Regions from separate parts of the Mus musculus genome. Here region 2 is linked to region 1. The links are chromatin loops, found by intact Hi-C in ENCODE. Cell type or tissue: heart. All regions are shown on one strand. Links, peaks and the distances in the headings refer to the core of each region. The heading gives the core; the rest is flanking DNA.

Region 1 (15,286 bases), core at 4,882-12,881:
AGTGTTTGTCTTTCAGGATTATTGAAGTATTGGTTTTTTTGTTTTTGTTTTTTGGTTGTTTTGTTTGTTTGTTTGATTTTGGTTTTTTGTTTTTCAAGACAGGGTGTCTCTGTATAGTCTTGGCTGTCCTGGAACTCACTTTGTAGACCAGGCTGGCCTCGAACTCAGAAATCCACCTGTCTCTGCCTTCCAAGTGCTGGGATTAAAGGCGTGCACCACCACCGCCCGGTAAAGTATTGTTGTTTTGTAAAGAATTCAGACCCAGTAATTTATAGGATGTCTGAGTTTATCGATTGTTTCCTTATAATTGACTCGACTGATATCTTTTTGGTGGAAAAATCATACACACGTGGCCGTGTTCTTCTCAATGCCTCCTTCTGAGTGCAGAGGTGATCTCCCTAACTGTCGAGAGCTAACTTTGATTCCTGAATGACATCTGTCCAGTTTCTCCAATGAAGATTGTATCAAGTCTGTCTTCCTCTAATACAAAGGAGGCAGAATGTGCTATAAAAACAGGCTAGAGAAACAGTTTGGGGGAGCCCAGAGCAAACAGGGCTGCAGGCTGAGAAGCCACCAGCTCCAGAAACAAGATCCTGGACTATGAGCTTGATTTGGGGTCTCTGGGAACAATAAAAGACTTCTATGGGAAGGATAATAATAACAGAAGCTTCCCACATTAAAAGTAAAACAATGATAAAAATAAAACCTACATTAGCTGTGTGTGAAGGCACGGATCTTTTAATGCCAGCACTTAGGAGGCAGAGGCAGGCTGGTCTCTGAGTTAATGGCCAGGCTGGTCTACAGAGTGAGTTCTAGGACAGCCAAGGCTAAACAGAGAAACCCTGTCTCGAAAAGAAGGAGGAGGAGGAAGAGGGAGAAGAGGAGGAGGGAGAAGAAGAAAAAGAAGAGGAAGAAGCAGCAAATAAAGTGTAAGACCCCCGAAGCTGGGCCTCCGCTCAAGTCCTGGGATGAGCTGGCCGGCCCCCCAATGACCTGAGAGAAAACCACACCTGATGCAAACTGCAAGAGGTTTTATTATCAGCTAGCTGAGGACAAAGTCCCTCTGTTGTGCAGGGCAGGGGAGTTAGAGCCTGAGCTGTAACAGTAGGGGGCTTTTAACACTTAGCTGAAGAACTGGGAGGAGTTGGGAGGAGTTGGGCTACAGCTCTTCTCTGCCATGTTACAATTATCGCATCTCTGGTTGTAAGGTATAGAAACAAAAAGGCTTTTTGCTGGCTATAGAGAACAAAGAGCTTCTTTCTGGCTGTATTTTTAGAGATCAGGGAAGACAAGCTTGGGGGAACGTTCAGGGGCTTTACCTCCCAGGGAGAAATGCTCTAAGTCGGGGTCTCACAAAAGAAGAAAGAAGAAATGGCCCAGTGGTCAACAGCACCTACGGTCTTGTGAAGGACTCAGTCAGCTTGGGTTCCCAGCACCCACATCAGACTGCTCACAGCCATCTAACTGCAGTACAAAAAGATCTGTACCTTCTTCTGGCCTCAGTGGGCACTGCACACACATGGTGCACATCCATACACATAGGCACGTGTGTGCACATACATACACTCAGATCCACAGGAATATGTGAGCCTACCGTGCACATACACATGTGGTGCACACACACACAAAATAAATAAATCTTGCCAAAAAGGCAGGATGGAGAATATTCATGGATGAACTGCAATTCTTCAAAAACTCAGCTTAAGTGAAGTTTGTGGGGAGCCCTCCCTAGGCACCTCTTGACAGACAGGCTCGTGCCTGTTTCTTCAGTCTTTATTTGTAACGTGATACATAGTTGGTGTTTATTAGTGTTGAGTTCTTGAAACTGACAGACTAAAGAGAGAGGAATGTGTACAAGGGGAATTGGCAGAAGAAAAGTATTAGCTGAGATTTCTTTTCCTTCCTTCCTTCCTTCCTTCCTTCCTTCCTTCCTTCCTTCCTTCCTTCCTTCATGTAGACCGCTGACCCCAAACTAGCTATGTAGCTAAAGATGACCTTGCATTTCTGATACTCTTGCTTCTATCTTCTGAGTGCTAGGATTACAGATTGATGCATTTCCGAGGATTAAATTTAGGGCTTTATGTATGGTAAGCACGCACAACTCTACCAACTGGGTCCCGTCTCTCTCCTTTGATGGGTTTCAGAGTCCCTCCAGGAAACAGAACTCGTGAGTATATGGAGAGGGAGAGGGGTAGTGACTGCTTGTCATCCACACTGGACTTCTTCACTAAAGGGACTAGAGGATGGCTGTGTCTTTTCAGATGATGTGGGTTTGTGCCAACCAAGATCCTTGTGGTCCCTATAGTCAAAGAGGTCATTTCTCAGGAGGAAGACCGTGCTGGTGTGAACTTGGGTGGACGACTACTAGGTGACTCAGCGACCAAGCAAAGACACAAAGCAGGCCATTTGTTCAACCCTAAAGGAAAGGCTTCGTATCCCTCATGCACAATACCCTTCAACAAGGCAGGAAGCGCCTAACAGTGAAAAAGCAATCTTGGGCTAAAGGTTCCAGTGTGCAGAAGTTGTTCTGAGGAACAGCATCAGCAGAAGGGACACAGGTATTCGAACGCAACAGAAAAGTAGCAATTCGCAACTCGAGAAAGCAAAGTATCAGCCTCAAGTTTTAAAAGGAAAGGTTGAAATGTGCCCAGATCTTCCCCGCAGTCATAAATCGGCTGTGAAGAGGGAGAGCAGCTGCACACAAACGGGTTCCAAGGCAAAGCCCCTCTCCGACTCCAACCGACCTACGAGAAAGCGCTTTCTCAGGAAGCTTCTATTTCCTGCCTGCTTTGTTTGCTTGGAAAACTCCAAGGAGTCAGCCATCTGGGGTAATTAATTGTAGGGTTGAAAAAAAAAAAAGTCAGAACCTGGGTAAACAAAGATTAGCAGGAAGATAATAAAAGGGAACAAGAAACAAAAACGGAAGAAAGCAAATTAAAAGAATCCAAATTCAGCTGAGAGTGGGAACAAGATTCCAGGCTATTAGCATTTTGAGTGAAAGTCCTAGGTAGGCTCTAGCTGGGTTTTGTTGTTGTTTGTTTGTTGTTTCGGGTTTTTTTTTTTTTTGTCTTTATTTTCCTTCTCTGTGCACAGATGTTTTGCCTGCACGTCTGCATATGCATTGCGTGTGAACCTGGTGCCTTCAAAGATCAGTAGAGGGCAAGAGACTCTGGAACCAGCATCATAAGCGCTGTGAGCCACTGTGTAAGTGCAGAGAGTGGAATCCACAGCCTCTGACTGGCAGAACATCCAGTGCGCTTGACCACGGAGGCAGCTCTCCGGCCTCTGTACATTCTTCCCTTTGTGGTACTCACGTGGAAGTCTGGGCCTTTGGAATGCCAGGCCACTGAGCTACACTTAGGTAAAAGTATCTCAGGTTTCAAATCAAGGTTTACAAAATTTTACAAAACCATTGGAAAGAGCTATAAACCATACATTAAAAAAAGAAAGAGGGCTGGTGAGATGGCTCAGCGGTTAAGAGCCCCGACTGCTCTTCCAAAGGACCTGAGTTCAAATCCCAGCAACCACATGGTGGCTCACAACCATCCATAACGAAATCTGATGCCCTCTTCTGGTGTGTCTGAAGACAGCTACAGTGTACTTACATATAATAAATAAATTAATTAATTAATTAATTTTAAAAAAAGAAAGAAAGAAAAGAAAAAGATCTGGGCAGTGGTGGTGCATACCTTTTCTCCCAGTACTCGGGATGCAAAGGCAGGCAGATCTCTATGCGTTCCATACCAGCCTGGGCTACATGGCAGAGATCTTGTCTAAAGCTAGATAGATATGCAAACCCCACAATAGTACAATAAAAATGACAATTTTAAAAGAAAATGGCTGCTGGGCGTGGTGGCACACACCTTTAATCCCAGCACTCGGGAGGCAGAGGCAGGCGGATTTCTGAGTTCGAGGCCAGCCTGGTCTACAGAGTGAGTTCCAGGACAGCCAGGGCTATACAGAGAAACCCTGTCTCGAAAAACCAAAACAAACCAACCCCCCCCTCCAAAAAAAATCCCAGCATTTGGAAGGCAGAGGCAGGCGAATTTCTGAGTTCGAATTAGGACTATACAGAGAAACCTTGTCTCAAAAACAACAAGAAAGAAAGAAAGAAAGAAAGAAAGAAAGAAAGAAAGAAAGAAAGAAAGAAAGAAAGAAAGAAAGAAAGGGAAAAGGGGAAGGGGAAGGGGAAGGGGAAGAAGGGGAAGGGGAAGGGGAAGGGGAAGGGGAAGAAGGGGAAGGGGAAGGAGAAGGGGAAGGGGAAGGGGTAGGGGAAGGGGAAGGGGAAGGGGAAGGGAAAGGGAAAGGGAAAGGGAAAGGGAAAGGGAAAGGGAAAGGGAAAGGGAAAGGGAAAGGGAAAGGGAAAGGGAAAGGGAAAGGGAAAAGGGAAAAAGGGCCTTTAAAAACAGTTATCATAGCCAGGCAGTGATGGCGCATGCCTTTAATTAATCCCAGCACTTGGGAGGCAGAGGCAGGCTAATTTCTGAGTTCGAGGCCAGCCTGGTCTACATCCTGAGTTCTAGGACAGCCAAGGCTACACAGAGAAACCCTGTCTCAAAAAAAAAAAAAAAAAAAAAAAATCCTAGCACTCAAGAGGCAGATTTTTTGTGAGTTTGAGGCCAACCTGGTCTATAAAGCAAGTTCCAGGACAGCCAGGATTACATAGAGAGAACTTGTCTCAAAACTAACTAACCAACCAACTAATTAGCTAACTAAAATGGGGGGAAGGGTGGTAGTCACCACATCTAACTCAGTTAAGTGAGCAAAGGTGACACTGTCACTAAACAACCAGCTCTTGGTATGTTCTGTGCTGACTAGCTGCTGACCTTTGAGAGCGATAAATACATCGTGCTATCTAGCACTGGTGTGGCTCTTCACAGTTCTTTCAAAAATTTAATAAACATGATTATTACTGTGGGGTTAGGGAGGGGAGTATGCACCACACAGCATATGTGTGGAGGTCAGAGGACAATCTTGCAGTCTGTTCCCTTTTTTCACCTTTTCTTTTCTTTTCTTTTCTTTTCTCTTTCTTTCTTTCTTTTTTTGGGGGGGGGGTGGTTTGGTTTGGTTTCAGGCAAGGTCTCTCTGTGTAGCACTGGCTGTCATGAAACTCACTCTGTAGACTAGACTGGCCTTAAACTCAGAGATCCGCCACCTGCACTCTGCCTCCCAAGTGCTAGGATTAAAGGCATGCGCCACCACTGCCTGGCCCCTCCTTCCACGTGTGAGCGGTTCCTTGGCATTGAGTTTAGACTGTCAGGTTTGCAGCAGGCACCTTTATCTGCTGAGTACTCTTGCCTGCCCTCTTTATAGTACATGAAACATTTTAACACAGGGCCAGGACACTCTGCTGGAAAGTAACACACATCCCTGGCCCCGTGCATAGCAGAAGTTAACTGAAGGGCAAGCTTAGCTCTTTCCACAACATTCCTTAACTCTGGGACAAGAGAGCCCTGTGCAGTTCTCTTAGGAGCTAGAAGGCAGTATTCTCACCCTTGAAGGTCAGCCTGTGACCTAGTAAGTTGCTGTTCATGTGAGCAGGCACGACTGTGGTGCAATGGCACTGAATGCCACCCCAGTGGGCCCAGACAAGACCGAGCAGACTGGCTTTTGCTCTCCTGCCTCCATTGTTTCTTTTCCTGTTGAGAGGTGAGAATTTACCAAGGGTTTGCTAGTCATGAGGAGGAAGTGACCTCTCCCACCCCCTCTCCAAACTTATTACCCTCTCAGAAGCCCCATTGTATCTGTGAGACTTGGAGCGATTATCCTGCCTTTTAAAAAAGAGACCAGACTTGGTTATAGACCAAGACTTTAGTTGAGCCAGAGCTTAAGCCTCGTGTGAGAAAATATGTCACAGGCTCCTTACTCCACCAGTAAAAGCCAAAAATCTTTAGCCCACTTTCCATCTTTTCATAGTCAATTTGAGTTCTATAAAGATTAAACAGGAAAATCTTTATAGTGAACAAAGGGTCCCAGAAAGGTAATGCAACCCTCCCTCCACTTCTGTACACGGGGAGGGAGAGACTCTGACTTCCACTGTAAAACTAGTCTGCAGAGTCTGCTTAGTCGGGTATATGGGAACTACGCCTCTCAAGACAAGCCAGCAGGACCAGGGTTCAAGTCCCGGCACCCACATGACTGCTCACAACCAACTGTTAACAACAGTTCCATGGGATCTTCTGGCCTCCTTGGGCACTCCTGCATGGTACACATATACACATATAGACAAAGCATATTCATAAAATGTCTTAAAAGATTAAAATAAGCCAGGCGTGGTGGCACACGCCTTTATTCCCAGCACTTAGGAGGCAGAGGCAGGCAGATTTCTGAGTTCAAGGCCAGCCTGGTCTACAGAGTGAGTTCCAGGACAGCCACGGCTACAGAGAAACCCTGTCTCAAAAAAAAAAAAAAAAAAAAGATAAAAAAACCAAAAAACCCTATAGACTGCTTCATGATTGTGTGTGTCATCCTTGCAAAGGGGCCACGCTGAACTTTTCTGTGACCTCCCAATGTCACTATATGTGCTCCTGAAGCATGCACTCTTATAGTCTTTTGAAACTTTCAGGTAATTTGAACCCATTTGATCCTCACGCCCACTAAATGCCAGGATTATACGTTCTCACCACCATACCTGGCACAACAGTGCATTTTTTGAAAAGCAAACAAACATAAACACTGAGAGGACAAATGTATTTTCTAGCTGAGAAGAACCTATGGTTGATAAGTGGGTGATCTTGATTCCCCAGACTGAGATGATAACAAACAGTGAAGGCCATTTTGGGTGTGTCGGGGGACACACTTCCCTCTCTGCACTGCCAGCATAAAGAAGTCAAGGAGAGAGAGATGTCCACATCTGCAAAGCTCCCAAAAAAGAAAGTAATGTTGGGACTCACTGTACCCCTCACACAGCCGCTCAGATGGTGGCTATGTCTCTAGGGTTGCCATGCAACCAGGAGGTGGAAGATCAGCTCAAGGGAGGGGTGTAGTAACTGTCCTAGTAATCTGGGCCTCCTGCACCCTGCTTGACTATAACAAAGGACAATGTCTTGGAAGGAGAATGGAATGTGAGCCGCTGGCCAGGGACAGAACAAGATGTTGGACCCTAAAACAAGCTGGGAATGATGTCCTTTCCTGTCCAAAAATAATGCTGCTTCCCTTGATAGTCACAGTGGCTCACCAAAAACATAATGGCCAGGGCTGGACATCTGTAACTTCCGCTCTTAGAGGGTCTGCTAACCTCTTTTGGCCTCTGGGGGCACCAGGTGTGTTTGGTGAACCTATCCACATACAAACATCCCTACACATAAATCTTTTAAAAAGTAACGAACAAAAGTCCCCAACTCTTCATTGAAGGTAAAATCTGCTGGTAGCAGGCAGATCATGAGTTACCCACTATTGGTGGGTTAACATCCCTTTTCCTGTTTGAACTTGTTTCTCATGACACCTCTCTTTGAGGTAGGCAACATCAGGGATTACGGTAGTGTCCCAGAAGGGGCCCGGCATGAAGGATGATCAGAAGAGATTTTAGTTAGTTCTGGGACATGGAGGAAGACAGATGTGGAGGATAAAAGGCTTTTATTTAATAAACTAATCGACTAATTGAATTATTGACACAGGGTTTTTCTGTGTTGCCCTGGTTGTCCTGGAACTCACTCTGTAGACCAGGCTGGCCTCAAACTACTGAGGAATCATCCCTGCCTCCCGAGTGCTGGGATTGAGGCATGTGCCACCACGCCTGGCTTGAGAATCCTTTATTAATCCAGTTCATGGGCCTGAGCAACACCTTCTTCTAGGTCTTGAGAGCCGAACAGTGCATGGGTCCTTTGCCTGGATCACAGTCATCCCGGTTCTGAGCTGTAAGCCACAGTTGGCCCTTCTAAGTTAGAGCAGTGACTTCAAGCCAACTTTTATGTTGTGCTCCAGAAGCCTGTTGTTTCCATGGCAATAGTCACTTCCTGGAATGCACTGACCTGTGCCAAGAATACAACATAATTTTATATTCTTGAGGTGTACACGAGAGGCAGATTTGGGCCAAGATCCAGCCGATTCTGGCCTACATTTGAAATACTTCAAGCAGACCACACAATTCTTCCTGCATGTTACTGTAAGAGCAGTTTCTCTTGATTTAATGAGGTTGGGAGCTGCTGGATGTGGGTACTGTGAACTCAACCCCGGGCCTCTGCAAGTACAATGTGTAGTCTTAACTCCCGAGTCAATTCCCCGGCTTCCAATGTGACTTTTAACTTTTAAAGCTTTTTGCGTTTTTATACGTATATATTTGCCTGCATGCATCTACATTCCCAGAGTCCAGATGTTATCAGGATCCCTAGAAATTGTGCCATCATGAGATGCTGCAAACTGAGCCTGGGCCCTATGAAAGCTTCAACACAAGTTTTTGAGTGCTGAATCATCTCAGTTCCTATGCTCAATTTCTTTGTGGGTGCCGGGGACCTGACTTGAGGTCCAAATGCATACATTACACTTTACTGATAAGAGAACTAGTTCTCAAGCCATGCTCTCTCCTGGTTTTGGCTTTGGCTTTTTCTGACCTGGAATGTCATACCACAGGGCTTTCAGATCAGCCACATCCCCCATGCGCTAAGCAAGTCCAGCTTCCACCTCTCCTTCACTGAACCCGCGTCACTGGCTGGTTGCTCTCTTTCTTCACCTGGATCCCTCCTCACAGCTATGGAGGACAAAGTGCTTAAGGTCTTCAAGTCATGGTCAAAAGGCACAGCCTACAAGAACATGGCAGTGTAGCAGTGCAGCCATGCCTACACTTGACAACTCCTTTCCTGACTTACTAGGGGAAAGCTGTTGGGAGTTTTTTCTTTTGTTTTTTCAAGCCAGGGTTTGTGTATAGCCCTGGAACTCACTCTATAGACTAGGCTGGCCTCAAACTCAGAAATCCACCTGCCTCTGCCTCCCTTAAAGGTGACATTTTCTTATTTTAAAAAAAAAAAAAAAAAAAAAAGGCAATGTAGCCAGGCATGGAGGATCCCAGTTTGTGGCCAGTCTGGCCTACACAGTGAGACCCTATCTCAAATGAGCAAAAAAAAAAAAAATAGTAATAATTAGGCATGGCCTCGTACTCCAGCCTTTCTATTCCACCTGTGCTCACTGTGCTGCCCCAGGGTATGAGGCCTTGGGGATCTGCTGAGGCAACCATCTTACTTGGAGACCCTGCCAGGCTTTGCTGAAACATCAGCCAAGTGCTACAGTGCACGGTTCCTCTGGTTACTGTTAGATACCTAAACCCTCCAACCCGGCAACAGCTGCCAACTGCAGGATACTCCAGACATGGTTCTGTCAGTCCTTTTAGGAAATTATCTTGCTAATATGACCCAGGCTAGCCTCAATACTTCTGCTTCTACCTCAGCTGGAATTTCTGATGTGCCCACTGCTGCCTGCAACTCAGTTATAGCACTGATCCAACATTAGCACAGGGAAATAAAATCTTATCACCAGTAATAAAATTCTCACTGTATTGAAATCTCAGCAGCCAGGTTTTCTCCGGTGAGACAACACATGTTTTTCCAGAGTTGGAGAGCTGGCCAGCTGCTCCTTCAGAGGAACTAAGCTCAAGTCTGGGGACCCAACAATTTAATTCAAGGGGATCTGGTGCCCTCTTCTGGCTTCTGTAGACACTGCAGGGATTTGATATACAGATGCACACACACAGGTACAAATAAATGTCAGGGTTCTCCCAATATTTTAGGCCCTATGAGATGGTACCAGCCTCCAAGACCAAACAACCTGTAAGACTCACAAGGTGGGAGAACTGACTCTTAAGGGTCCTTTCCAGGTACCAGTCGATTAGGAATATTTTCAACTGGCTATTCCTATAAATAAGGGCCATTCCAAGGTTTAAATTCATCATAGCTCCTGATTCCACATAACTTGTCATAGTGCTATCAGACCATCTGAGGGTGGCTGTCCTTTCCAGACCCCAAAGACTGACACAGAAGCAGAGTAAGCCACAGAAAACAAGGTACTTGGAAAACACCACACAAGACAGGACTACTTAAGCAGTCTTTAATGAAAGCCGTGCACGAGATGTCTCTACTCCTGCATCTTCTCGATCGTTTCTTCCTTGTATTTGCCCTTCTCCTTTCCTACTTGTCGGGACTTGGCTTTCCTCTCCAGGATCTTCTTGCGGTCCTTGTCCAGCTTTAGCCTGGTGATAACGACCTGCACAAAAAGAAGCAGCCCTAAGCTTTAAGCAACAACGTAGGCCCAATTACAGGTCCCACTTTCCATTCCCTGAACCCAGGGTAGTAGATACCTAAATGTCTCTTTCTAAAATACAAATGATGATGCAGCTTTGGAGCAGAAGCTCAGAGTTTATCCAGCTAGTCTAATCTTATCACTTGCTGCACTAAGGACCAGAGACCAAGAACTGACCACTGCATTTTCCTTGAAAACTGAGCTAGTGGTGGAAAGCAAAAACCAAACCCAAAAACCACTACAATGTTACATACAGAAAATGTTCTTTCTGTTAAAGGTCCTGAGTTCAACTCCCAGTGACCACACGGTGGCTCACAACCATCTGTGATTGGATCAGATGCTCTCTTCTGGTAGTATCTGAAGAGAGCAACAGTGTACTCATGTACATTAAAAGACACCTTACATGGGGCGTGCATTGTGGCACAGGACTTTAATTTCAGCACCCAGGAGGCTGAGACAGGCAGACCTCTGAGTACCAGAAAAACAAAAACTCAGAGCTCACTAAGGTCATGTGCTGGGCTGGAGAGAGGGCCAACAGACCCACATCTTTGATCTACATGGGTTCCACACACACAGAAGCAACCATGACATGTACTATGTGGTGGGGAAGGGAAAGAAATCATGGTACAATTTTAATACTGATGTTGTCTGTCGGTCTTTTGGGTTTTCTGCAGTTTGAAAATTACATTTTTAGCACTAATTTAAGTCTGAGAACCCCCTTAAGTGGTTGCTGTGCACATTAAACAATCCAATCACAAATTTGGAATAACTGACATGAAAAGTATATATAGGACAGGTATATGTATTATGGGATGTTCTACTTTGGCTTATATAATCAGTTTATGGGATCACAACCTCAGCTCCAGGTTGCTTTTTACTGCCAATACCTTAAGCCCACTTCATAATGGTGTTATCAATGGCCTCACTGATCACAGGGGCCACTTGCAGGTGCCATGTAAACAGCAATCAAGCACCAAAGCTAGTGGTTTCCTCCTTCAAAAACACCCACCTTGCTGGGGTGGATGCCCACATGGACGGTTGTGCCATTAGCCTTCTCTCGCTGGACTCGTTCGATGTAGATGACGTACTTCTTCCTGTACACTTGGACCACCTTGCCAATCTGCTGGCCTTTGTAGTGTCCGCGAACAACCTGAGTGCAAGTGAAAAAAAAACTGAGCAAGGGCTAGAGTGTAACCCAGAGAACCAGAACTGCCGAATCATTCATACACTGTGCACCTCCAGCAGACCCACACGTCCCCTTTTTGGGGTGGGAATGGGGTTACTGGGACTCAAATCCAGGACCTGTATATACAAGGTAAGCACTATGTGAACAGTGAGCTAAATCCCCAACCTTTTCATCTTCACAGACTGGAAACAAACCAGGCCAATCACCTATAGCAAAGAAAGGCTTTCTAAATAACAGACAAATCAAGACTGTTGCCATCCTATAGCTGTTTTCAACCCATGTCGATCCTCCCAAAGAAGTGTTTCATTTTATTAAGTATTCTTAAAAAGTGTTAAGATGTGCCAGTCTCGAAGTGCACACCCTTTATCCTAGGGCTCTATCTTATCTCTTTTCCAGGTCAGCCAAGGGCTACCTACACAAAGAAACCCACCCTGCGTTCTTTTAAAGACTTCCAGAACTTACCAATCACTAGCTATAAATTACAGCTACAGATAATCTCTCCCCAATAGAGCTAATAGAACCCCACACAAAGACATTAGCAAACCGCTGAGGCAGGACCAAAAAGCACACTGCTTTCCAGTTCTTTTGATGCAAAGCAACCCTTTCATACATCAAATGCAGGTTTTCTCACCCCCCCCCGCGCCCCCCAAATAATCGTAAAATTCCATTCAGCTTCGCCTCGCCAAGCAAGGACACATACCTGAACTTCGTCATCCTTCCGAATGGGCATAGACCGAACGTTATACTTCTGTCTCAGCTCTTTGGAAAGAGGGGAAGACATGATCTTCCTCCGAATGTGAGAGGGCGCATTGAAATGCCGTTTGCGGTTCTTGCTTCGGTCAGAAGTCACGAAGGGATTGAACTTCATTTTGGCTTAAAAACAAACAAAAAAAACAAAAACAAAAACCAGAAGACCCTTTAACGTTTCAAGTCTCAACCAGTTCCCTAAACAGCATCAACTCCACTCTGAAAGCACACAACGTTCACTGGAAGGTATCATGCTCGGTTACTCCAGACCTTCCCATCTGAGGGTTTTTTCGTCTTTAAAGACTGAAAACAAGATGAAGACTCTGCCATTAGTAACACCTATCCTACTTTTAAACTTGACTTTCCAACTTCAGCATCCCGGGAGGGTCCTACACAGCGTCGGTCTTTACCTTCTCATTTACCGCTTCTGGTGCTCTGCATTTTGCCCCCCACTTGAGCATGGAAGCAAGGGCGGATCTCCAAGCCCTCCCAACTGGCGAGAGGGCAACCGCACGGCTGACCCGGGGCTTATGATTATTTAACTCCATCTCCATGGGCCCCGCCGGCCTTCGAGTCCACGAACCTGGTCCCCTTAACCCTCTCCAGCCCCGCGGGCCCTGGCTAGGAAAGACACGGACCGAGCCCGCCCCAGTTCGGCTCCCTGGCTGATGCCGGGCCAGCAAGGCCGTCTCGGGGCCTCGGGACAGAAAAGCCTCCTCGCCTCGCCGCGGATGGCTGCGGATTACCAGCGACAACCCGCCGAGAACTCACCGGCTGCGATCCACCGATGGCCGCAAAAGGAAAGAGAACTACACGCGACTTCCGGTTCTGTAAGTTGCCGCGAGATCTCGCGAGAGTCTCGGAGCGAAAGGGGAGAGGAGGTTGGGAGAAAAGAAGAAACTAGGAATGGGAGTTTAGCGACATCTAGCGGCTCGGAGGGGGACTGCGAGGGGTCCTGACGTCATCCCTCGGAGGTGTGCGTGGTAGGCTTAGTCCTCTGGGGAAGGCAGTGCTCCTGGGATGAAGAGGGTTGCTTAGGGACGGTAGGCCGGCGTGAGAGGACCTGGGGGACCTCACCCTTTCATTCCTGGGCTCCGGGCGAAGCGCAAGACCTACTTTTAGGCGCCGAGTGGCTCTGGGACCTTGGCCAGACGGTTACCTCGGTGACTTGACCCATAGGAGTTAGTTCTTATAATTAGCCCCAGCCGGCCGCCCCCACATCTGGGTAGACTACTCTGGGTCCTTCTGCGAAATTGAGACCATCCCTCACCTGGACGGAAATAGGTCTTGGCCCCCTGATGATGCCAAGTTGCCGGTTCAAATCACACTTAAACAAACAGACCCGAGGCCAGATCCCCCGGAGCTCCCGGGGACTGGACCACCAACAAAAGATTACAGGCTCCGGTCACAAACGGGGCAGAGGATGACCTTGTTGGACATTAGTGAGAGGGGCGGCCCTTGGGCCTGAGGGTGTTCCATGCCCCAGTGTAGGGGAATGCCAGGGCGGGAAGACGGGAGTGGGTGGATGGGTGGGGGAGGTAAGGACAGAGGGGATGGGATAGGGGAGTTCCGAAGGGGAGACCTGGAAAGGGGAAAACATTTGAAATGTAAATAAAGAAAATATCCAATTTAAAAAAAAAAAAAAGGAAAAGCCGGCATTGGTGGCGCCTGCCTTTAATCTCAGTACTTGGGAGGCGAGGCAGGCGGATATCTGAGTTCGAGGCCAGCCTGGTCTACAGAGTGAGTTCCAGGACAGCCAAGGCTACACAGAGAAACCCTGTCTCGAAAAACTGAAAACATGAAAAGAGAAAAAGAACGGAAGAAAGAAAGAACGGAAGAAAGAAAGAAAGAAAGAAAGAAAGAGAGAAAGAGAGAAAGAGAGAAAGAGAGAGAGAGAGAGAAAGAAAGAGAGAAAGAGAGAAAGAGAGAGAGAGAGAAAGAAAGAAAGAAAGAAAGAAAGGAAGAAAGAAAAGAAAGAGACACGGGGTGGGGGGACACTCTCATCGCAGACAGGTGTACCCTTTAAAACTATGACCTCAACCCCCTCCTGAGAGTTCTCGGTTCCAGATCTGATGGAGGTAGGTCAAGGGGATCCGATTCTCTGCAAATGGGTTCGGAGGCATCGGTTTCTGTAGATAATATAGCCGTCATGCTAACAGGAGGCACATACTGTCTTAAGATACAGGGAGCTTACGGAACACTAGGCAGGACACACTCTTCTATACCCTTTCACATCACTAACGTCTTTAGGCTGATGCAGGTGTACTGTCCTCAGTTTACAGAGTGGATAACTGAGGTACGGAGCAGTGACAGGAAGGTGCAAAGGGACACAGGACCTATGACTTCTAGAGAAGTTTAGAACCTATGAGGCTGGCTCTCCGGGTCCCCCTAGAAACGATATGACTCGATATCAGAGCTACACAGAGAAATCCTGTCTTGGGAAACTCGATATGACAGTTCCTACAAACTGTCAAGTTGAAGAGCGAGAAATCATACCTTTGAGGGTTCAAAATAGAGTCATCAGTATTCATGATTTTAAAATAGTGTGTTGTCAAATATTCTGTAAGAGAAAGAGCCCCAATTTTATATGTCACTGAAAAATTGAAAGCTGGGTTTGCTGGTGCACACCTTTAATTCCAACGTTTGGGAGGCAGAGGAAGGGGGGTGGTCTCTGAGTTTGAGGCCAGTCTGGTCTACAGAGTGAGTTTCAGGACAGTCGGGGCTACACAGAGAAACCCTGTCTTGAAAAACAAGAACAAAACCAAGACAAAAAAAGAAAGAAAGAAAAGATAAAGAAAAGGAAAAATTGAATAAAACCTGCAGCAGTTCTATTCAATAAATGCTTGTGGTGTGTCCTTCATAAGCTAGCCTAGAATACCGGGGTGACAAAATAATTCCCGGTTTGTGCTTGCAGGAAGTCATGGTCCAAGAGGGGAGACAGGCACGGGAAGCAGCAATTTGGGATCACAGGAAGCTTGAACCCGCTGTCTTTAGCTTTGGGGTCAGGGAGGTGTGTGCAGTGAGGTAGGTCACCCTTGGGTGAGGTTTGAAGAATGTTACACTTAGCTCCTCGAGGCAGTGGGGTAGCTTGAGGACAGGCAAGTGGCATTTTCCGGGAACTAAGTT
Region 2 (15,286 bases), core at 3,757-11,756, 60 kb before region 1:
GAGTCGGGGAGGGATAACTCCAGGTATCCTGGTAAGCATGCTGATTCTGATCCCTTTAGGTAGCAAAGGATGTCACACTGCATCAGGCCTTGCTGCGGCTGCCCCAGTATCAGACTGATCTTTTGCTCACCTTCAATCAGCCCCCGTAAGGACGAAAGAGCGGGTGGGAACCTCCCAATTGGGTCCCCACGACAATTAAGTTGGGTGGGTCAAATTCCTTCAAGGAAGCAGAAATAAGCCACAGGCTTTGGGGGAGGAGGGTCAGGTCTTCTGGGGGATAGGAAGTGTGATCTTGCAAACCTCAAGCCGGACCATTTTCCTTCTCCCTCTATTCCCTTACCCTAAGGTGTCACAGCAGGTCTCTTGGCCCTGAAAATCTGTCATGTCCACCTTGGAGCCTGAGTAACTTTGAACAGCTGGTAACTAGTTTGACTCTTCATGATCCCAACCTCTTTGGTCCCCAGTAAAGATCGTTGAGACACAACGTGCTACTGAGGACTCGGGGACCCAGTTCTGAGAGGGGGAGTTTCTTTCTGCTTCTTCCCTGGATGTAAACATAAGACACTTCCTCTGCAGAAATAAACTTGCTTTATGAAGAACATAATTTCTGTGCCTTCAAATCTAAGAGGACACCTGGGTCTCCCAGTTCCCTTTGGTCTTGGAAGGGGGGGGAGTTAAAGCTGTGTATAGGAGCAGGGAGTTGGGGGGAACCCAAGAATGGCAGTAGAAATATACTTTGGAGTGACTGATTCAACCCTGAGATGGGTATGAAATATATCGGGGGATTTGTGGAAAAATTTAAAGCAAGACCCACTCAGTGACTCAACCCTAGGAGAACAGAGGAGTGGGCGTGGCTGTCCCCCTTAGGGGCATTGAGAGGTCAATCTGTCAGCAGTCACTGTGATAGGAAGTAGAGGCAGAGGTGCCCAAAGAGTGTTGATCTGGAGTTACAAGAGAGTGATTGTTATTTAGCATATGTGTTGTAAAAGGAGCGCAGCTGATCCCAGAAGAAGAGGGAGAGAATAGTGTGGGGGCCGAGGCGAAAATAGGAGGCACCTATACCCTTGTACATGCCAAAAAAGCCCTCTGTCCGCGCTGTCTGCAGCAGAGCGTCCAAGATCCCCCGGTACATGAGGCCCTGGAGCACGTCAGAGAGGAAGGGAGAGCACAGGAGGTGCATGTCAGAGCCCGCCGGGGCCAGACACCTTTCCAGGCAGCATCTGAGGATCTGCTTGCCCACCCCCAGCTCTCCCTGTCAGCCTGGACCCTGCAGTACTTCCTTACCTTGCCTCGAGTATCAGTGGGTTGGTTATAAAGTCTTGTGCTGGCTACATCAAAGGGTGTCATTGCCACGACTATGGCGACACCACTCACCATGGCAGCGGCCAGAGCCACCTTCCAGCTCTGGGGAGGGAAGATCTATAAGAAAGATAAAGTTTGTTTGGTTTGTTTTTTTTTTTTTTTTTATCAACCACACAGTTGTTTAACTTTAGGGCAGGATGAGCACTGCCCTGGGAACACAACTGGTAATTCTGGGAGCTTCCATACCATCAGAGATAACACAGTGATAACTGAAGGAGTGTCCAGAGGGCTCAGGTACCCCTTCTGTTAGGAGATGATGGCAGCATCCTAAGGGATCACTGATCCTCGAGTCCTCCTATAGCTCCCTCACTTTTGAACCAGGGCCCACCTCCCTTTTTCCACCCTTGTTTCCCATTCCAGGGATGGCCCCACCCGTTCCCAGGAAGTACCTCCCACTGGCTCAAGAGGTCCTTGATAGATGAGAAGGTGCACAGCTGGGTAGAGGAGCCGATGACAACTCTGGGCAGGCCGCCCACGGCCCCACGCCACAACCCCACTAGACCATGTTTCTGGCCAATCTCGGTTAGTGCCTGAAACATGCCCTGGGGGGGAAGACCATGTGGTTGAGGTTCAGTCACCCCAGCATCAGCGACTGCCTCCTGCTAAAGCTGACAAGTGCTATGCACCTGTTGTCCAGACAGCAAGTCCAGTGTAGGGGCCCTCAGGTGTCTGCTGATACTCACCAACCCAGAGTTCAGGCTGGAGGTATGGAATGGAGGACCTCAGCAGGTCAAGAGAACGGGGCAGGATAAACAGGTGCAGGAGAGTTGAGGCACAAGGGATATGAGGGTGAGGACGGGCTCTAGGGTCTGACCGAGCGGGGCTTGATGGGGTCGGGCAAAGCAGTGGCTAGATGGAGCTGCCAGCTATAGGCAGAAAGTTAGGGAAAAATGGGGGGAGATGGTCGGGTGCTCCAGTGGTTTGGGGAACCCTCACCTGATGCTTATACTGGTGCCCTACAGCAATTTCAGAGGCTGCCTGTGCCTGTAGGTGTGTCTTCACCTGGAGACAAGAAAGTATCACAGCCTGTGTCCCAGGGGTCACTTTCCCACCATGGAGACCAAAACACCCAAAGCCCTCACTCACACTTCCTCTAGGGTATTAAGCAATGAATATATTCTTTTAATCTGGTAATTACTGTTTTTCCCACTTAACAAATTGGTCATGAGGCTCTGTCCCTTGGCTGCAGTCCCAGGGGACGGATCTCTTAGGCCTGCAAGATGCCCCGCCCCCTTCACATCCTACTTCCCTTGGGGCTGGGGGTGGGGAGTGGAGATCGGAGAATGGTAATATTTCCTAAGACTTCATGTTAGGAAAGTTCTGGATGCCTTGCCTCTTATGCCAGCTCCCATTCCAGATCAGATCTCCAGCTGCCACCTCCACCAGCCTCCCTGTCAAGACTACCCTAAGGGCACAAATTCAGCTGATTTTTGAAGATGCCTTTGTCCTCAAATCTCATACACTAGGAGTGAGACCAAGTTGGCGCTCCTGTAAGATCATCTCCTTGGCTCACTAAGCCTGGCCTAGTCCCAGTAACGAACAGCTGTGTGACCTTGAGCAGGACACCAACCCTCTCTGGATCCAGGCTTCCAGCCCTTCACCATCTGATAACTCACAGGAGCAAGTTGTGAGAGTGTGTACAATTCTGTGATGCCCGGGACTTTCCTGACCTACACTTCGTGACGCCTGTTTCTCAGATTCCTCATCCTTCTACACAAAGTCAGCCCCAGGAATAAGACAGTAAAAGCTGCACTGGGCATGGTGGCACATATTGGTAATCAGAGCATCTGGGTGGCACAGGCAAGGAGGAGCAAGAGCTTCACGCCAGCTTGGGTTCCTAGTGAGTTTCCCATTAGCCTGGGTCATATAGCCAGGCTCTGCCTGTATCAAGGGAAAAGAGGGAAAGAGAGAGGGGAGAGAAAGGAGAGAGAGGAGAGAGAGGAAAGAGAGGAGAGAGAGGAGAGGGGGAGAGGGGAGAGAGAGAGAGGAGAGAGAGAGAGAGGAGAGGAGAGGAGAGGAGAGGAGAGGAGAGGAGAGGAGAGGAGAGGAGAGGAGAGGAGAGGAGAGGAGAAGAGAAGAGAAGAGAAGAGAAGAGAAGAGAAGAGAAGAGAAGAGAAGAGAAGAGAAGAGAGGAATATTGTCAGATGCCCACCATCTGCCGGGATCTATATGAACCCTTCATATGTACATCTCATGTGTCTCCTTCAGTCCTCTCAGCAACTTCACAAGAGTCTATAATTATTCCTGTCTTATCAACATGGCAACAATGAGTGCTAGGAAGTGTGATTCAAAGTTCAGTTGAATGCATACCGCTAGGATGCATACCTGTTAACTGAAGCACTGAGAAGACTCAGGGTGGACTGTAGTTAGAAGCCAGGCTGGGCTACAAGAGCAAGTGTTGATACTACAATATAGGGAGACCCTGCCTCAACAAACAAATGACACCCCAACTCAAAGGAGTTCTCCTTACGCTAAGTCTGTAATCTTCATCAACACATTGCAGAGTCTGTTGGGTGTCTGTGTATAAGGCAGATCAGAAGGCCTTGAAGCTTGCCAGCATTTTCCTGTGCCATTTTCTGCTTATGGGGCACAGCACCCTGTCACCAATGCCTTTGTAAAGGGCAGGCTCCCACCCTCTGCCAAAAGTCTTTTCTGAAAGCCCCAGACCAGACAGACCCCTCTTCTTACCATGTAGATTGGGCTTCCCAGATATGCTCCCATGACCCCAGCAAGGGCCCCAGCTGCGGCGCTGCGGACAGGACTGTGGGTGCCTTCATTAGTGTGCAGGTAACCCCGAGACTCTGCCAGCCCGTAGGTGCCCAGTCGGATGCCATTCATCAAGAACTGGTACAAGAGCGCAGGGCCCAGGCCCTTCTGCAGGGCAGCTAGGCCATCCACCTTGCCAATGGTGAAGAAGGCGTGGAAGACGTTTCGGTAGTGGCGCTGGTAGGTGCCTGGGGCCTGCAGTTCTCCCTGCAATTGCATTCTGGTCTTCACAACCTCCAAGGGATTGGTGAACACACAGGCTCCACAGGCTGCTACACCACTCATTAAGAAGTCCATGGTAAAGGTAGAAACAGCTTCAGAAAGCAGGGATGGATATGAACAACACCTGGCTCTTTGAAGCCCAGGCTGCAACAGGTAGAAATTTAAGAGAGCTAAATTGTCTGGGTCAAATGTCAAGAAGTCAAGTGAGGTTAGAGGGAGTTTGGGGATCAGAAGGTAGCAAAAGGAAAGAAAGAGGAGTGTAGTAGGGTATGGCAACAAGGCCCTGTTGACAAGGGAACTGAGATCAGGGAGGAGCAGAAGTTAGAAGCTGGCAGGTGGGAATGCCTAGGATGGGGGTACCAGAGCGTATCTTAGGAAAACGGAGTTACGAAATGGTAGCTGGAGAAGCAGGAAAAAGAAAAGCAACAACAGAAAAAGAATCAGAGGGAAAAGCCGAAGGTGGCTCGACAACAGCGAGAGGAGGGTTGTGAAAGAAGTTAGGATTCCGGCTAAGAATAAGCGTGGCAAAGTAGCTGCGGGAGCTAGAGCACCTTTACCCGAGGTAGTCTGCAGAGGCCGGGCGGCCACTCTCGGGTCCTTGGAACGCAGCGCCAATGGGGACTCTCCAAGAGCTGCAGCCGAGCGCCTCAGCCAATCAGCGAAGAGCCGGCTCAGCAGCCAATGGGAGGCGCTGCCATCGGCCGGGCCCTCGGCCTCAACTAAAACGGGTTGGGTTAACTCTCCTCGCCCCGGCTCCCAGGCCTGGCATTGGGAGGGTGCCGGAGGCGGGGAGATGTTTTTGGTTTTTGTTTTTGTTAATCACTGTCCAGGAACTGGGGTGGGCCGGGATGCAGAGGCTGAGCGCGGAGGGTTGGGCAGCGACTCCTGTGGGTGGCGGGCTCTCTGCGATCGTCCTCAATCCCAGGTCATCTCTGTTTGGGGTTTGCCTGACCGCAGACACGCCCAGCGCTGTTCGGATGCCAGGATAGTCCGGAAACTGCAGTCCCGCCCGCCGGGGCGATGGTACACACCTGCTGGACAGCACCCATCCCCTAAGGCCGAGTAAACTGTAGGGTCTAGTACCAGGGTGTGGCCAGCTGCGGGCGCCCAGGGAGGGAGGCCTGAAGGCCAGCCAGGGGAAAAAAAAAAAAAAAAACAAAACCTTGATCTTATTAAGCTCTTGATCGTCACAATGACCTAGAGGAGGCCGGGCAGGTCAAGACAAGGATTTCCATCTCCTCCTCAGCGAGGCTTAGGTTACAGAAACAGACTTGTTTCTTGTCCTTGCTTCATTCGTATGAATAATTATGAAAGAGCCCGGGGGGGGGGGAGGCTGGAAAAGAGCTTAAAGAGAAAGCTTGGAGAAAGAAGGTAGGAGTTTAGGTGGCGTCATTTGGGCGGCAGGAAGAAGCAGAGGGCTCACCTGAGTCAACTACCCTGCTTAGCGCTGAATTCCGGTTTATATTTTCCTTCCTACTATATAGATGACCGTGGGCAAGTTTCTTATCTTCTCAGGAACCCCTTGTAAAATGAGATAATATCTGTGGGACATACTCCAAAGGAGAGGTTGCCCTTGTGTTACACGCTCAGTAATTTACTGGGAAGTCTGGAGTTGACAGAACTCTTCCCACTTCCCCGAGGTCCCCGCAGCTTTCTTTGGTGACGTTCAGGTCAGGTTGAGCATCTTCTGATGGCTTTTCAAGTTGTCCCTATTCAGCCTCATTCTACTTTGTTCCTCAAACATACCTATTTTTAGGAATACCTCAAAAACATTCCTATTGTTCTTAGCTAGTGGTTAATTTCCCTACTTCACGATACTGGAAACTCTAGAAGCTTGGGGGTGGGAGAGAGGCAGATCTGAGTCTTAGGTTGTTTGCCAGACAACTTTGCTGTGTGTAGCCTTTAGGAGCCTCAAACTCAAAATCCTCCTGCCTCAGCATGTGGAGTGCTGAAGATTTCCAGCCTGCTGCCCTACTGGGTGACACCACACTTGGCTTCACACCCTGAGCTTAAAGCCTAGGGTTCTCAAAAGTATGGTGGCTATAGCAGCAGTAGTGCCTGAGAACTTAGAAATACATCCAGTCTCACTGGAAACTCCCTGAACCAGAAGAACTCTGCAGGTGGACCCCCACATTCTTTCACTAAGTCCCCCTGGGTGCTTAACATTCAGCATTACTGGGTGACACTTTCTGTCTTTAATACCAGATGCCCAAGAGATTGACAGATTTTAAGGTTTTTTTTGTTTGTTTATTTGTTTGTTTTGGTTTTTTTTTAAGTAATTTTTATTCTTTCTCAAGGCAGAGTTTCTCTGTGTAGCCCTGGCTGTCTTGGAACTCACTCTGTAGACCAGGCTCACCTCAAACTCACAGAAATCTGCCTGCCTCTGTCTCCCAAGTGCTGGGATTAAAGGCAGCAAATAAGAGCAAGTGGCTGATCTTTCACAGGACCCAGTTTTGTTGCTTTGTTTTGAGACAGGGTTCCTCTGTGTAGCCCTGGCTGTACTGGAACTCACCCTGAAGACTAGGCTGGCCTCGAACTCAGAGATTCACCTGCTTCTGCATCCTGAGTGCTGATATTAAAGGCATGAGTTATTCTACCCCCCCACACACACTCCCACCCCTTCAGAGAATCTAATTTCATTTTCAGCAACCACAAAGCAACTGACAAATTACTAGTGATATTTGGTGCCCCCTTCTGGCCTCTACAGATACTGCATGCACATGTATACATACATAGACAGGAATAAATATTTTAAAAATCTTTTTTAAAAAACAAAATACCCGTCTCAAAAAACCTAAATAAATAAATAAATAAATAGAGTAAAATAAAAATAAAACAAAAAATGGGGGACAGCTATTTATCCCCTCCGTGAAAACAGAACACATACATGGAAGTCTTTTGTAGTGGATGTTTGTTCCCACTAATACATAATTTACACATTAATTTATATTACTGATATCCCTATGGACTCATGGATATTTGTTTTATATTTTGAGTTACAGTCCATCATATTTTATTTTATTGCTCAATTCGTGATACATTTGTCTTTTAGAGCTTGCGTGTATGTATATATATGTATGTCCATCTCACTTATTATTTATTTTTATTGTTATTTTGCGATAGAGTCTCATATAGCCCAGACTGGACTAGAACTTAAAAGTCTTTTGCCAGGCTGAGGAGATGGCTCAGCAGTTAAGAGCACTGACTGCTCCTCTGAAGTTCAAATCCCAGGAACCACATGGTGGTGGCTCACAACCATCCGTAATGAGAACTGACGCCCCCTTCTACATTGTCTGAAGACAGCTACAGTGTACTCACATATAATAAATAAATCTTTAAAAAAATTCTTTTGCCATCTGAGTACTGGGATTGCAAGCATAGACTACCATACCTGGCTTAGATAACCATCTTTGATTTAGAAATATGTTCTTAATTTTCATTTTTTATTATTGTTTTACTCTCAAGGCAGAGTCTCTTATAGCTCTGGTTTCCTGGAACTTGTTATGTAGACCAGACTGGTCTTGAACTCACAGAGATCCATGTGTCTTGCCTTGTGATTGCTGGGATTAAAGGCCAGCCTAGTGTTACCATGTACAACTAAATTCTTAACTTTTGTGGTTAGACCATTTTTGTTTGTTTGCTCTTGAGACAGTATAACTATACAGTCAAGGCTACTCTTGAGCTGGAGAGCCTCCTGTTTCAGCTTCCACAGTATCACAGTTGTCTGATAATTAATTTCTTTTTATCAGTTAAATAACATCCCATCTGTTGAAGTCCAGCAATGTGTTTATTATCTATTCATATGTGGAAAGATATCTTGGTTGCTGCTTCCAGTTTTATATGATTATGAATAAGACATACTATGAAATTAAGGTCCTGGCCGGAACCTAGGACCTCACATATGCTACCACTAAGGTCTATCCCCAGCACCAAGACATTTCTTTTCATATTGGTTGGATTGCATGGTCTGGCTCTCCTCACCCTGTAAACCAGGCTGGCTTCAGACTCAAAGAGCTCCACCTGAGTGCTGGATTAAAGGCATGCTTTATTTACACACTCGGCATTAAAAAAATGATATATTCACTTGGGAGGCAGAGACAGGCGGATTTCTGAGTTCGAGGTCAGCCTGGTCTACAAAGTGAGTTCCAGGACAGCCAAGACTATACAGAGAAACCCTGTCTCAAAAAAAAAAAAAAAAAAAAAAAAGATATATCTATATATGACGTGGAAACTTCTGGTTTGTTTGGAAAGTCAGTTATGTCAAATGATGTTTTGCTGGGGCACACAAAGAATGTCTTGCTAAAGCAAACACATGAAAGAATGTTTTCTTGAAGCAGACACAGGTGAAAGGATGTTTGGATGTAGCAGCCACGTAAAAGGACACGTGGTGGAAGAGTATAAATGTGACCCCACAGACAGTGGGAGACGAGCGCTGAGCTCTGGTTGGTTTGCGCTGCCTCGCTAGTCTTAGCTAATGATAGGCACGTATTGGTTCACCTTACGTAGCATTATCGAGCTCAACTTGTGGTAAAGACGAGAGAAACTCGCCAGAGAACTGCTTGTGTTCCTGCCAGCAGCTTGCTGTTTCCGTGGCCCAGCCACAGGCCGGTTGGCAAGCCTTTCTGTTTCTTCCAGATTGAAGTTCAGCTTCTGGTTCAGATGTGGTATCTGCCTTGCCTAGAGGATTGGTCTGCAGCTGCTCAAGGAGACCGAGCTCATCCCCAAAGAACTATGGCTAAACATCCCCCATATCCTAGTAACCTTTCTATTCCACTACCCCTGGTGGGTGGTAGGTAAGAGGAGAGACTGAATGCTTATTAAAGTAGATTGCAAAAAAAAAATTATGTCAATGTGTGTGTATACAATTTGGGGGAAAACTTTTTGTTTTGTTTAACTGCTGGAGATGGAACCCATGGCCTTGTGCATACTAGGCAAGCACCAATCTATTGAGCTACACTCTTAACCTGTAAGTCTAGAACTTCTATTAAGGCAGCATAATGGTCACAGGTCATTAACCTTATAGCCTTAGGAAGAACACAAATGCCTATGCCAGCAGAACTTTTCTTCTTTGGAAAGGGACACAGTGGTCACCAGGGGACATCCCTGCTTTATCCTTCCTCCTGGGAGATAAAGTAGACAACCACAGGAAGTAAAGGCTTGACCCTCACTGAAGCAGCTCCTGGAAGACCTTCCAGGCAAAAGCAGAAGGAAGAGAGAAAACAGCTATCAGCATTCCCACTGTTTGTGGGCTAGGTAGTCCGGCCAGGTCATACCATGCTTTGCTTTGTAAGAAACTGCTAGCTGGCATGATGGTATGTGCTTGTAATCTCGGCACTTTGGAAGCTGAGGCAGGAGAATCTGCAGTTCAAGGACAGCCGAGGCCTACATAGTGAGACTGAGAAGAGTTGGTGTGTAGACCTGTGGCAGAACACTAGCGTGTGTAAGACACTGTCAGCAGATCCGATGCCTGCTTTCATAACCTTGGTCCGTGCATGCACTGGATACCAACCCGTCTCCTTTCTGTGACCACATGTCTCAGAAGAAACAGATTAAAGGGAAAAGATGCATTCGGCTTCATGGTTCAAGCGACAGGACAGATCCATTGTGACAGCAAGGCTGGTCCCCTGTATCCACCCTCTCAAGAGGCAGACAGAAACGGGTGTTAATGCTCAACTGGCTTTCTTCATTTAAAAAATTCAGTCCAGAATCCCAGCCCATAGAGTAAAGCTATCTACATTCAGGGTGGGCGTGTCCTCCAAAAAAAATCTAACCTCCCTGGAAAACACTCTCACAGATGCAAACAGAACCAAACAGTATGGTTCCTGGGTAATTTTAAATCTACTCAAGGTGACATTGAAGACTATCACAGGTTCACCCTCTTCACCCTGACAGCAAACACCAGCCTTTTTTTTTTTTTCTTTTTTGGACAAGGTTTCTCTACAGAGCCCTGGTTGCCCTGGAATTTACAATGTAGACCAGGCTGGCCTTGAATTCAAAGAGATCCGCCTTCCTGTGCCTCCAGAGTGCATCTTCATGCCTGGCCAAATACATTACTTTTAAAGCATAACCTTTCACCTCTGGCCCCTGAAGCCTCATGTTATCTTTTAAAACATCTTAATAATAATGTTATCTGTTGTGTCGGGCCAGCAGATCACAGCCTGGGTTCTAGCCTGGAAAGGCATTTTGGAAACCTGGAAGAGAAGAAGGGCTAGGCGGGCAAGAAAAGGATGCAGCTAAGACAGACATTCTGATCAAAGCTCAATTTTACTATTCTGCATGCAGTTATGAAGCAGGGGAAGGGGGCCCGATTCACGCCAAATAATCTTGGAATCCAGTAGCAGGGTGACCACGTGATGGCTTCGGAACAGGAAAGCGGCAGGCTCCAGCAGTGGGCGTGGCAGAACGATTGAGCGGCAAGCTCCATCCAGGTGTAAACAGTGGAACCATTAAGGCTGGGGGAGGGGAGGCTACAGTTATCTATATTATTTCTGTGTGTGTGAGTGCGCACACTCAGGGGCAGATACGTGCCACAGCATGCATGTATGCATGTGGAGGTCAGAGGACAACTTTGTGCAGTTGTTTCTGTTTTTTTTGTTTGTTTGTTTGTTCGTTTTATTTTTTGGGACAGGGTTTCTCAGTATAGCCCTGGCTGTCCTGGAACTCACTCTGTAGACCAGGCTGGTCTCGAACTTAGAAATCCACCTGCCTCTGCCTCCCAAGTGCTGGGATTAAAGGCATGCACCACCATGCCTGGCTGGTTATTGTTATTTTTATTCACTATGCATATATGTGTTTTACCTTCATGTCTCTGTTTATACTACATGTATGGCAGGTGGCCGGAAGAGGCATTGGATTTCCTGGAACTGGAGGTTCAAGGAGTTTGTAAGCCACCATGTGGGTGCTAGGAACTGAACCTGGATCCCTTCCAAGAGTAGCAAATGCTCTTAACCACTGAGTCATCTTTCCAGTCCAATCATACTGTCGTGATGATTGTAAGAGGAGTACTTTAGAAGAGCTGGAGAGGGAGCATAAAGGTCTCTGGATGCCAGTGGGAAAGCCTCCGTACCACAGCTTGGGAGACACAGGGCTGCCTACATCTCTGCCTGATGGGAGCTTGGGAGACACAGGGCTGCCTACATCTCTGCCTGATGGGAGCTTGGGAGACACAGGGCTGCCTACATCTCTGCCAGGATGGGTTCTTTTTGCCTGCCAGAGCCACACCTGAAACACTTAGACTCTGGTGGCAGTTTGGCAGTATCTTCCTGCCTCAGTTTCCTCATGTTACTTGTTTTGTTTTTTCTTTTGAGACAGGATTGCTTTGTACAGCCTGTGGCTGTAGCTCTGTAGACCAGGCTGGCCTCAAACTCACAGAGATCTGCCTGCCTCTGCTTCCTTCATGCTGGGATTAAAGGCTTGCGCTATCACTGCCTGGCAAAATTTACTTTTGTTTTATGTGCATTGGTGTTTTATCTGCATGTTTATCTGTGTGAGGGTGCCAGATCCACCCAAACTGGATCAGTTTTGAGTTGCCATGTAGATGCTAGGAATTGAACCCCAAGCCGGGAGTGGTGGCACACGCCTTTAATCCCAGCACTCGGGAGGCAGAGGCAGGTGGATTTCTGAGTTCGAGGCCAGCCTGGTCTACAAAGTGAGTTCCAGGACAGCCAGGGCTATAGAGAAACCCTGTCTCGAAAAACCACAAAAAAAAAAAAAAAAAGGAATTGAACCCCAGTCCTTTGGAAGAGCAGCCGGGTGCTCTTTATCAATTGCTGAATCAACTCTCCAGCCCAAAATGTTACTTTGTAAGCAGCAAAACTAAACAATAAGACAAAACAAAAAACTCACCCCAATAAACACACAAACAAAAAAACTAAAATAACAACAAGACCTCCTAACATTCCAGTCAAAACAAAGAGCACATGACTAGTTTGACTACAAATGTGTCTAGTTTTCTTGCTGGAGTCTCCAATAGTCTTAGGGGAAAATATTTTTTTTTCTCCTTAAAGGTCTAGAGATGGGGGCTGGGTGAGTGGTTGGCTCTAGGGTGAGGTGTACTGGGAAACTAATGGGATCAATACAAACTACAGATACTCTGTGAAGAACAAGATAAGAGAAGGAGAATCGTTTTGGTTTAGATCCTCAGATGGCAGGCAGCTGTCTGGCAGTGGTGAGTGTCAGTAGTGGTTATATAGTTAGAACCCAGCATTTGAGAGGCTTGGGTAGGAGAACTGTGGGAGCTCGGGAGTTCAGGACCAGACTTGGCAACCTAAAGAGACTCTTCTCTCAAAACAAAACAAAAGCCACATGGTAGTGGTGCATACCTTTAATCCCAAGACTCAGGAGGCAGAGGCAGTGGCATGACTGAGTTTAAGGCCAGTTTGTCAAACAGCATAAGTTCCAGGACAGTCAGGGCTGCACACTGAAAGCCAGTCTGGAAAAACCAAACCAAACCAAACCAAACATTAAGCTTCTGTTGAGCACCTACTATATGCTTGACACCATTTCAGGACTTTTGGGATACATTACATTGTTAAATAAGACAGATAAATATCTACAGGGCTACTTCCTACTATAAAGAGAAAAGTCACAGCACATAAATTCAGCATATGCGATGGTACACCTATGATTGCTATGGAAGGAAGATGTTGGGGCTGAGAGATGAATCCAGAGTGAGGTGCTTGCTAGACAAGAGCAAGGACCTGAGTTTAGATTAATGCAAGGGCTGCTCCTGGCTCTTAGGGGGCAGAGACCTCTCAGGTAAATGGGCTAGCTGGACTCATTTAGTTGTCAAGCTTCGGTTTGAGTGAGAGACCTCATATCAATATACATAATTTAGAGACCAATGAAGACAGACAGCTCACATCAACCTCTGGCTTCTACACACAGGTGCACCCATGTGCATCTGAATTCATGGAAACTCACGCACGTGCAAACACATAAAAGTATACATTTTACACACACACAGGAAGTTTGATAATATGGTATGATATAGTGCATTGCAATTTATTTTTTTCTTTCCTTTAAGACTTCAATTTTTAATTTATTATTATTATTGTGTTTATGAAGGGGCATGTGCCACAGCGTACACATATCGAGGTCAGAGGACAATGTGTTTTGGTTTGTTTGTTTTTGTGAGACAGGGTTCCTCTGTGTGGCCCTGGCTGCCCTGAAATTTACTCTGTACACCAAGATTGGCCTCAAACTCAGAGACCCACCTGCCTCTGTCACTCTATTTTGTCTCATGTGCACATGAGTGCACCTGTGTGTAGAAGCCAGAGGTTGACATTGGCTGTCTGTCTTCATTGTTCTCTGCCTTATGTATATTGATACAAGGTCTCTCACTCAAACCGAAGCTTGAAGACTAAATGAGTCCAGCTAGCCCGCCCGGCTTGTATGTTTGTTTTAAGGCAAGAGTCTGGCTTTGTAGCTTAGGAAGGATGCCCTGGAACTCACAATCCCCCTGCCTCCTACTTACACTTCTCAAGCACTGGGATGGTGGCCTGTAATAGAAAGAGGAAAGCCCCAGTCTGTAAATTCAGCATGTGGGATGGAACATGGATGATCACGAGGGAGAAAGGGATGCTGGGGCTGAGAGATGACTCAAAGTACAGCGCTTGCTGGACAAGTAGGAGGATCTTGTACCAGCCATCTTTCTTTTTACCCCTTTATTTATTTCCTTCTTACTTACCTCTCCCCTTGTTATTTATTTGTTTGTTTGTTTGTTTATTATAGACAGAGTCTCTGGCTATCCTGGGATTTGCTCTGTACACCAGGCTAGCCTCAAACTCACAGAGATCCACCTGCCTCTGCCTCTGCCTCTGCCTCTGCCTCTGCCTCTGCCTCTGCCTCTGCCTCCACCTCCCAAGTGCTGGGATTCAAGGTGTGTGCCACCATGCCTGGCACCTGATTTTATTTTATTTATTTATTTATTTATTTATTTATTTTGGTTTTCCGAGACAGGGTTTCTCTGTGTAGCCCTGGCTATCCTGGAACTCACTTTGTAGACCAGGCTGACCTCGAACTCAGAAATCTGCCTGCCTCTGCCTCCCGAGTGCTGGGATTAAAGGCATATGTCACCACGCCCGGCTTCTGATTTTATTTCTAACAATATAAAATTATTTGGGTGTATGCATATGTGCGTGCTTGCTCTCTATGGCTATGTGCATGTGAGCACTGAGGCTCATGGAAGCCAGGGGTGTTCGATTCCCCAGGAGCTGGAGAGACAGGCAGTGGTAAGCCACCCAATGTGGGTGCTGAGAACTGAACTTGAGTCCTCTGGAATAGCAGCAGTGCTTTCATCTGCTGAGCCATCTCTCAGTCCTTCCTTCCTTCCTCTTGATTATCTCCAGTTATGTGCCTCTGTGTGTGTGTGTATGTGTGCTATGCATGTTGGTGCCCTTGGAGGCTAGAAAAGGCTGTCTGTGGGAAGTCTGTTTGGATGTGTTCCTAAATGTTGAGCCTTCTCTGTAGCCCCCTTAGTTTCCTTTCTTTCACTCTGCAGCACTCAGATGGAACTCGGAGCCTCATAAACCACTTTAATGGGCTACTGCTAGCTCACACCTCCAGCCTGGATTTCCTTTCCTTTCCATTTTTTTCTTTTTTTCTTCTTTCTTTCTTTCTTTTTTTTTTTTTTTTTTTTTTTTTTTTTGAGACAAGACCTGACCAGGTAGCCCAGTGGATTGAAATTTTAGAGTAGCCAGAACAGACCTCTTTGAGAGGGTTCCTTCCAGCTGCCCAGAGAACATGAAGAAATGCTTCAGGGAGATTTCTGGGAAGATTTTCAGGCATTAGGAGAACTCCAAAAATCCTAAGGTAGGAATAGGCCTGAAGGGAGAAGCTGGGAAATAGGGCAGATTGTGTGGTCCCTTAGAAAGACTAGGTTTTTTGGCTTTCTGCAAGAAGGGGTTTAAACCATCTTTCAATACAAGCTTACCTG

Evidence for each region. Peaks named below come from ENCODE experiments on the same cell type or tissue, not always from the same donor. Only the 100,000 strongest peaks of a DNase experiment are listed, where the experiment ranks them.
Region 2: a loop joins it to region 1, with 5 times the contacts of the local background. A loop is called at or near these places in 20 of 42 quality-filtered maps.

The regions. Positions count from the first base shown.
Region 1 is chr11:68,899,270-68,914,555 of GRCm38, reverse strand. It overlaps Rpl26 (ribosomal protein L26), which reads right to left and starts at 12,990. Exons shown (of 4, transcript NM_009080.2): 1 at 12,932-12,990; 2 at 12,114-12,286; 3 at 11,237-11,377; 4 at 10,022-10,191. The coding sequence starts at 12,281. The coding sequence ends at 10,063. Gm22608 (a small nuclear RNA gene) reads right to left here and starts at 6,540; the gene lies at 6,434-6,540. In heart, for the core only: a CTCF peak has its summit at 9,639 (motif pointing left); DNase peaks (open chromatin) are centred at 7,125 and 9,625; H3K4me3 peaks cover 1,543 bases; H3K27ac peaks cover 1,865 bases.
Region 2 is chr11:68,957,802-68,973,087 of GRCm38, reverse strand. Slc25a35 (solute carrier family 25, member 35) reads right to left here and starts at 4,957. Exons shown (of 5, transcript NM_028048.2): 1 at 4,051-4,957; 2 at 2,299-2,364; 3 at 1,752-1,904; 4 at 1,285-1,419; 5 at 573-1,138. The coding sequence starts at 4,425. The coding sequence ends at 965. It overlaps Gm32273 (predicted gene, 32273), which reads right to left. Exons shown (of 3, transcript NR_168013.1): 2 at 15,284-15,286; 3 at 10,596-10,802. It overlaps Rangrf (RAN guanine nucleotide release factor), which reads left to right. Exons shown (of 5, transcript NM_021329.3): 4 at 60-145; 5 at 347-604. The coding sequence ends at 467. In heart, for the core only: CTCF peaks have their summits at 5,228, 6,861 and 7,063 (motif pointing left); DNase peaks (open chromatin) are centred at 5,027 and 10,727; H3K4me3 peaks cover 1,827 bases; H3K27ac peaks cover 825 bases; H3K27me3 peaks cover 568 bases.